3 separate regions of the Homo sapiens genome follow, and all the other regions are linked to region 3. A link is a loop called in an ENCODE intact Hi-C map of the cell type or tissue named here. Cell type or tissue: PC-9. All regions are shown on one strand.

Region 1 (2,500 bases), 91 kb before region 3:
GGCACTGGAAGGCCTGGCTTCTAGTCAGGGTCATACTCTCAACTCCCTGTGTGAGTGTGGACAAGCCGCTCACCTCTCTGGGTGTTTGGAAGATTGCTAATGTCTCCTTCTCTTATTTTAGGACCTCTGGGATTTTGGGGGTGGCAGGTCACATCTGTACTCTCCTTCTTGAAAAGATGTAAAAAGTATAGGTTTCCTCATGAATCACCTGCTTGAGTTCACAGTCTAAGGGTTCTCAGGCCATGTGGTGGGTGACGGGAGGTGGTGCTCAGCTGAGCACAGGCTGGAAGCTGGGGAAAGAGCGGAACAGAAGGTTTTCTGCCCCAGCCCCATCAGCGAATCAATCACCTGGTCTCTTTGTTGTTGCCTTAGAGCCAAAAAGATTCCCAGGACCTGCAGTGGGAGAATGGGCACCTGCGAGCCCATGGCAGGTGCCCATGGCGGGTGCTGGGCACAGCTGTGACAAGTCGTCTGGTTTGGTCAGGGGCCAGGGTGTGGCAAGCAGCAGGCCTGACTGGAGTGTGCTCGAGCAGGAAGCCCCCTGCTTCTGGGGAGGGCTTTGCTGGGGAAAAGGCAAGCCTTGGCTTCTAGGTGCCCTAGGCTGGAGTGCAATGGTGCGATCTCGGCTCACTGCAGCCTCTGCCTTCTGCGTTCAAGTGATTCTCATGCCTCAGCCTCCTGAGTAGCTGGGACTACAGGCATGAACCACCATGCCTGGCTAATTTTTGTATTTTTAGTAGAGACTGGGTTTTGCCATGTTGTCCGGGCTGGTCTGGACCTCCTGGCCTCAAGCGATCTGTCTACTTCTGCCTCCGCCTCCCAAAGTGCTGGGATTACCGGTGTCAGCCACTGCACCCAGCATGGAATGGGCTCTTGAAATGGAGAAAGAATTCGTGAAAAATTCAGGGCAGGAGAGTCAGAGAGGTCCAATTGAATCTGGGCAAGTGCCATGCTTCCGAGGCCTGAGGCCATGGGGGAGTCATCTACCCTCAGAGCCTCAGGTTCCTCAGCTGAAAAATGGGGGTAATAATGCCTATCTAGAGAGGTTGGTGAGAGAATTAAATAAGGGGGTACAAATGAAGCGTCTAGTATAGAGCCTGCCACAAAGTAAATAATAAATGGTGGTTGCCATTGTTATTGTTGTTGCTGCTGCTGTTGTTAATAAAAATAATAAATAAGTATCCTGAACAAGTAGAAGGAGTAGGGGACTGGGGGTTAGGTTTTTGCTACCCTCTGACTGTGTGATTTCTGTCACCTCTCTGACTCCTTATCTGTCAGAGCAGGGGGTGGTACCAGCTGATCTCCGAAGCCCCTTCCTGCTCTGACAGCCTCTGAGCTATGAATAGATGAGGCTTGGGCCCTGGAGGAGTTTAATGACTCAACAGCTAAAGTGGTTAAGACTTCCTAAGAAATGACTTTCTATTACTGTTGGGTGAACTTAGGGCACCAGCAAAGGAAGGGTTTCCTGGCTGGGAGACCAGGGATAGGGAGCTGGAGGAATCCTTCCAGCCAGTGGAGACGGTGACTAACCAGGTGAATGACTAAGAAAGAACCTGCTGACCTCCAACCAATCAGGGCTGCCCATGAGCACCCTGTGAGCTGGCATCACTAAGCACGGCTTGGCTGTGTCAGGCCTGGCTGGGTCTGAGCTTCATAGCATATGGAGTCAAAGGAAGCAGCCAAAAGACCAGCAGGGAAAGAGCACTGGGCTTGGAGTCAGAAGACCCAGCTTCCCACTCTGACTCTGCTGCTTACCAGCTGGGTGACTGGGGGAGCCGCTTCCCTTCCCTGAGCCTTCACGCCTTCATCCATGCAGCAGAGCTAACAATACCTGCCCAGCAACTTCACCAAGTCATGAAGACTGAGAATCATGACAAGAGATGCAAGTGCATTGTGATCACTAAGGTAGCAAATGATGGGAAGTGCTGTCATTATTCCATCCCAATGGGACACCCGGTATCTCAGAATGAGACTCATTCATGTTTTCAAAGGGGTCAGGTGAACACAGGCTGCTGCCCTTGGGTTTGGGGCCATTATCAGCCTAACTAAGGCCCCTTTCTACCATCTGATCACAGCCCAAATAGGTTTTTCTTAGAGCAGAGCCCCTGTGGACAGCTTCCAGCAAGGTGGCATAGCCACAGTGGAAGGCAACACAAAGCCAGGATGGTCAGGTGGGGCAGGGAGGGAGGGGCCCCCACAGAACCAGGGGGGTGGTCTGATGTTGTCTTTCCTCTTGCCCAGCACTTTATAAATAAATAATCACCAGAACCGCACTCTGTCTGCCTCTCCCCCCATGGCTTTTAGCGTCTCTCTTGGTGAGGACTGCAAGCACTTTGGGAAACGGCAGAGGAAGAGGGAAGGATGCTACCCTTTCATTTCTGCACACCTTAAACCCATCAATAGCATTCTGTGTGTGCTCACAGCCTCTGGGTACTATGCTGGCACTTGGAGCACAGAGACAGGAACTGCAGGACCTGCCCACATGGAGGTTGAGTACAGT
Region 2 (2,500 bases), 66 kb before region 3:
TAGGGGTTGGGAACCGAGGGAGGGGAGCTCCATGGTGGGGCTGGAACAGGAGCTCCGAGATGTTTCTACCGGCCTTCGGCTATAGATCCTTGGGCACAGGGAGGTGGGCTGGGGGCCCCAAGTCCTGCTGGAAGCAGCGTCCTCATAGCAGACAGGCTCCCTGGGTGAGCAGCTCCTCACCACTGGTGAGGCGCCAGGTGCTGTTGCTTACAAAGTGAGTTTCTCTGTTACAAAGCACGGCCACATTCACTGGAGTCACGGAGAAACTGTGTGTGCTGGGCACTCACTCTCTCCCATTTAACAGATGAGAAAACTGAGGCCTCAGGTTAGGAGTGGCTAAGTGGTGCATCCAAGGCTCTCACAGCCAGGAAACAAGGGAGCCAGGCTTCAAACTTGCGCCTTCTGATTTAAAAGTTCAGCCTCTCTCCATGAGCACAGTACACCTCGTTACCCTCAGCAGAGAGAAGAGCAGGGACCACTGAGCTTCCAGGCAGTCAGGCTTGGGTTTCAATCCTGACTCTGCTAGTATTGACTGTGAATTTGGACATGTTTCTCAATCTGCTTTCTTATCAATAAAGTGGATACAGTCAGTGATGCACTGGAGCTGACTCTTCCACTCCAGAAAGTCAATTGTATGCATTTCTCCCCAGCTCTGCATTAAGTAACATGAGGCCGCTTAGCTTGGAAAGGGCTAAAGTGGAAGCATTGACACCACAGAAATGGGCAAACACTACAAATCGGGACCTTCCTCCCCGGCGGGCTGGCTGCTAAGCATTTCCCTGCACAACCCTGGGGATAGTTCTTACCTCCAGGTCTCAGTAATGAGCTTAGATAAAGTGTGTAAGGTTCTCACCACAATGCCCCGATTCAGCAGATGCTCACAAATGATTAATAAGAGTAAACATTTTACATTTTCTGCAGCTTTATCATCTTTTATTCCTTTATTCACTTAGGAAAGTAATTTGGGCAAGAATGACTTTTCTTCATCCTGTAGATGAGGACGATGAAGCTCTGAGGGGCACAGAGGTACTAAGTGGGGCCCAAGTCTGAACCAGGATCTTTGTACTCTTCACCTTAGACTCTGTCCACAGCCCTCAGCTGCCCTCTCACAGGCCAGGCAATTTAGAGTCTCAGAAATAAGAGCATCCCAATGCCAGGAAGAATGTTACAGATCACCTGTCAGTGACGCAAGCCCCTCATGTGACCAACAAGGAAACTGTTGCCCAGAGAGGGGAATGGACAAGCCCAAGGTCACTCAGCCAGCTATGGCCAAGCTGGACTTTGGATCCCAGATCTCTGGATTCCCCATCTGCATCTCTCTCACTGGATCAAACTGCCTTTAGACCCGTGCACTGGGGTGGGACTGTCCTATTTGCAGGGCATGGCTGCTGCCCAGTGGGAGGGGATAGGATGGCTACTGGGGCAACCACCGCTTGTCCACCCTGAGGAGAGAAGGTATAAAAATAACGCTACCTGCTCTTCCAGTTCATCAAGTTATATGAAACTGTCTTGGGCATGCCAAAGCATTTGTAAATGTAAGTCACTGACATTTTGTCAACCAGCAAACCCTGAAGAGCTAGATCTTCCTACAGGCTCATCCATGGGCCTCTGTGGGCAACAGAGCACTGGGATTCATGGGCCGGGGCTGAATCCAGCTCCAGAATCCCCATGACCCTGCTCATCTTCCTCTCTCCCTCTCTCCCTCCCTCCCTCCCCTGCCTTCCCTTCTTCTCTCCTTCCTTCCCTCCTCCCTTCCCTCCTTCCTTCCTTCCTTCCTTCCTTCCTCCCTCCTTCCCTCCCTCCCTCAGGTTAGGAGTGGCTAAGTGGTGCATCCAAGGCTCTCACAGCCAGGAAGCAAGGGAACCAGGCTTCAAACCTGCGCCTTCTGATTTAAAAGTTCAGCCTCTCCCCATGAGCACAGGCAGCCCCCCGTTACCCTCAGCAGAGACAAGAGCAAGGGCTACTGAGCTTCTAGGAAGAAGCTTCTAGCTCCTTCCTTCCTTCCTTCCTTCCTTCCTTCCTTCCTTCCTTCCTTCCTTCCTTCCTTCCTTCCCTCCCTCCCTTCCTCTCTCCCTCTCTCCCTCCTTCCCTCCTTTCTTCCTTCCTCCTTCCTTCCCTTCTCCCACCTTCTCTAGAGACCCATCCTTGGGCTACTGGAGCCTGCTTTCCCTGCAGGCACCAGAACAGCCTGGAAATTTACATCCCTGGGTGCCCTCTAACCAGTGACTAAGGATGTGGGGGTGTGGAAGGCTGGGACCATGCCAGTGTTTCCTGTGAGATCAGGCTGAAGCCTCCTCTTGGGGCTCGACTTCAGGCCGAATGCCTAGTGGGCCTCCTCACTCCCCCTGCCCTTCCTCCCCAGTCCCTTACCAGCGGCCCCTGTGAGCACTTCCTAAGCAAATCCTCATCTCAGGGGCTGCTTCTGGGGAGCCCAACCTGAGACACCCACTTTACTGTTTTGCAATCACTTACCACTACTTGACATGATGCTATACTTTCA
Region 3 (2,500 bases):
GGAAGTGCATTCACCTAAATAAATTTCTCACCCTCCATGCTCCCTGGACCCCAGCGCCCCAGAAATGAAAATTTCAGGGTTCTTTCTACCTGGGGAGGGTCATACCAACCAGCTAGAGTCTCTGAGGGGTTTCAGAGTCCAAGTTAAACCCCACTGCTGCCTTCTCCTCCTTCACATTTTTATTCCCTGGAAGGGAAAGAGACAGCTTGAGGGGCGCGGGAGGAGGGGGGAGTCCTCTGGCCCTGCCTCTTTTCTCATTCCCCTGAACAGCTTTTCCCTGAATCCTCCACCACATCTCCCTCCCTTCTGGATTTGGCCTCGGCTTTGCTCCCCTCTGTCTTCTTCCTGGTTTCTCCTTCCGAGCCCTTTGTCCGTCCTGCCTCCCAGCCTCACTGTCCTGTCCTAGCTCTTGTCATAGCACTTTGCGTGCGCTTGATTGAGATACTTCCCCACGCTGTCTGGTTCTGAAGAAACATCTGTAAGTGCCTAGGCTGAGTTTCTTGGAGTGCAGTGGCAGCGTCTGCATCATTTTGGGGGGCCCCAGGACTCAGCGCAGTGTCTGTTGCTCAGTACCTCACCCTGATGCATTTGCGGCAAGGACTTGAAGTTCAGACGATGAGCTTTGTGTCTTCATTCCCAAAGGAAGAAGCCACATCATTCGCCCTCCCCCGCGCCTCCCCCCTGCCCTTGGCCTGTTCTCTGAGTAACTGCGGGCTGGCAGGGTCATGGGACTCATGGCGATTCCTCAAACCCCGCCTGCATGGTAGGTGGGAGTGTGATTTTGAAACATTTTCTTGGGAAACAGTTAATTAAATGCTCGATGGAGTCAAAAGTAGCACTGTAGTTGGGCATTTGAATTCAGAATTTGAGTCCTGACCTTCGTTTGGCTAGTTGCTTTCCTTCTTTGGGCTTGAGCTGTTTCCTCTCTTTGTAAAATGAAGTGATAATATCGACCCTGCATTTGCAAAATGAAGTGATAATATCGTCCCTGCCACCTGCCTGCAAGGTCGTCACAGCCTGCACACAGTAGGTGCTCACTTGTTGGGTCTGTGAACTGACTGAATGATGCTGACCCAACACTGCCACCTTCTGGTAGAGATACTCTAGTGCTGAAGGGTGAATCCTGGTTCAGACCCAGAACTAGGAATTCCTCCTAGGCAGTGAGATGAAGGAAGAAGAGCCTTCCCTGAAAGGGCGTCCACTCCCCTGTTCGCAGGTGAGTCCAGCAACTTCATCTACCTGTGGCGTCCAAGTCACCGTGGGTGGTGATAAGCTCTTCCATTTCCTCCGGGCAGCCACTTGCAGGTAGCCCAGGAGCACAGGGTGGAATGGGTTCCACCATCCACCAGCTGATACACTTTCCCCCGGTGACTGACTGCCAACAAGGGGTGAAGGACATTTTTTTTTTTACTTGAACAAACATTAAAAACCTTTCTTTTTTTAAAAAATTCAAGCATTTAATGCTATTAATTTCCATGTATACATTGCTTTCACTGAATACCACAAATTTTCATATGTTATGTTTTCATTTTCACTTAGTTCAAAATAATTTCTAATTATTCATGATTTCTTTGACTTTGAGGGTTTTCAAGAATCTTTTTATTATTGATTTCTAATTTAATTTTGTTGTGTTCAAATAACATTTTCTGTATGCTTTAAATCCTCTTAAATTCATTGAGATTGGTTTTATAACCCTGAATATGGTCTATCTTGGTAAATATTCTAAGTACACTTGGAAAAAAATGTATATTCTGCTGTGTGGGGTGGCGTGTTCTGTAAAATATCAATTGGGTCCCGTTGATTGGTAGTCTTTTTAAGTCTTTCATATCCTTAATGATTTTTAGAGGTCCTACTTGTTCTATCAATCATTGGATGTTAAACTCTCCAACTATAATTGTGAATTTGTCTTCTTGAAAAGGATTCAAAATGAGGGGAAAAACCCTTTATGTTTACTCACCTACTTATGATTTCTAATATTCTTCATTCCTTTGTGCAGAAACAGGCTTCCTTCTGGAATTTTCCTTCTGTCAGAAGGACTTCCTTTTATATTTTTTGTAGCTCTGGTTTACTGCTGATGCATTCACCCAGGTTTTGTTTGTCTGGGGGAAAAAAAGAGTATTTTGTCTTCAGATTGGAAAGGTATTTTTGCTGGGTATAGAAGAGTAGAATAAGAGACTTTTTTCTTTCTCTCAGAGAGTAAAATATATCGCTCCATTGTCTTCTGGCTTGCTTAGTTTCTGATAAGAGACCTAGTGTCATTTTTATCTTTGTTCCTCTCTACCTGTGTGTTTCCTGCCTCTGGAGAAAGATTTTTCTTCTTCTTTTTATTTATATTTTTTAAACAGGGTCTTGCTCTGTCACCCAGGCTGGAGTGCAGTGGCATGATCATAGCTCACTGCAGCTTCGTTCTCCTGAGCTCAAGCAATCTTCTTGCCTCAGCCTCCCAGGTGGCTGGGACTGCAGGCGTGCACCACCATGCCCAGGTAATTTTTTTATTTTT

The links. A loop is a pair of places that touch in the nucleus more often than their neighbours do. Peaks named below come from ENCODE experiments on the same cell type or tissue, not always from the same donor. Only the 100,000 strongest peaks of a DNase experiment are listed, where the experiment ranks them.
Region 1: a loop joins it to region 3, with 3 times the contacts of the local background. A loop is called at or near these places in 9 of 110 quality-filtered maps.
Region 2: a loop joins it to region 3, with 6 times the contacts of the local background. A loop is called at or near these places in 8 of 110 quality-filtered maps.

What each region holds. Positions count from the first base shown.
Region 1 is chr2:26,695,578-26,698,077 of GRCh38, reverse strand. The region is part of intron 1 of KCNK3 (potassium two pore domain channel subfamily K member 3); the gene reads right to left. Among named protein-coding and RNA genes, the nearest start is that of KCNK3, 4.1 kb to the right of the region's middle. RefSeq lists an enhancer at 520-1,021. In PC-9, no CTCF peak of the experiment used is centred here; a DNase peak (open chromatin) is centred at 1,497; H3K27ac peaks cover 1,530 bases.
Region 2 is chr2:26,670,127-26,672,626 of GRCh38, reverse strand. No RefSeq gene overlaps it. Among named protein-coding and RNA genes, the nearest start is that of KCNK3, 21 kb to the left of the region's middle. RefSeq lists silencers at 1-226, 480-669 and an enhancer at 2,309-2,500. In PC-9, no CTCF peak of the experiment used is centred here; a DNase peak (open chromatin) is centred at 1,476.
Region 3 is chr2:26,604,218-26,606,717 of GRCh38, reverse strand. All of the region lies in intron 3 of CIB4 (calcium and integrin binding family member 4), which reads left to right. Among named protein-coding and RNA genes, the nearest start is that of CIB4, 36 kb to the left of the region's middle. In PC-9, a CTCF peak has its summit at 1,045 (motif pointing left); a DNase peak (open chromatin) is centred at 1,107; H3K27ac peaks cover 450 bases.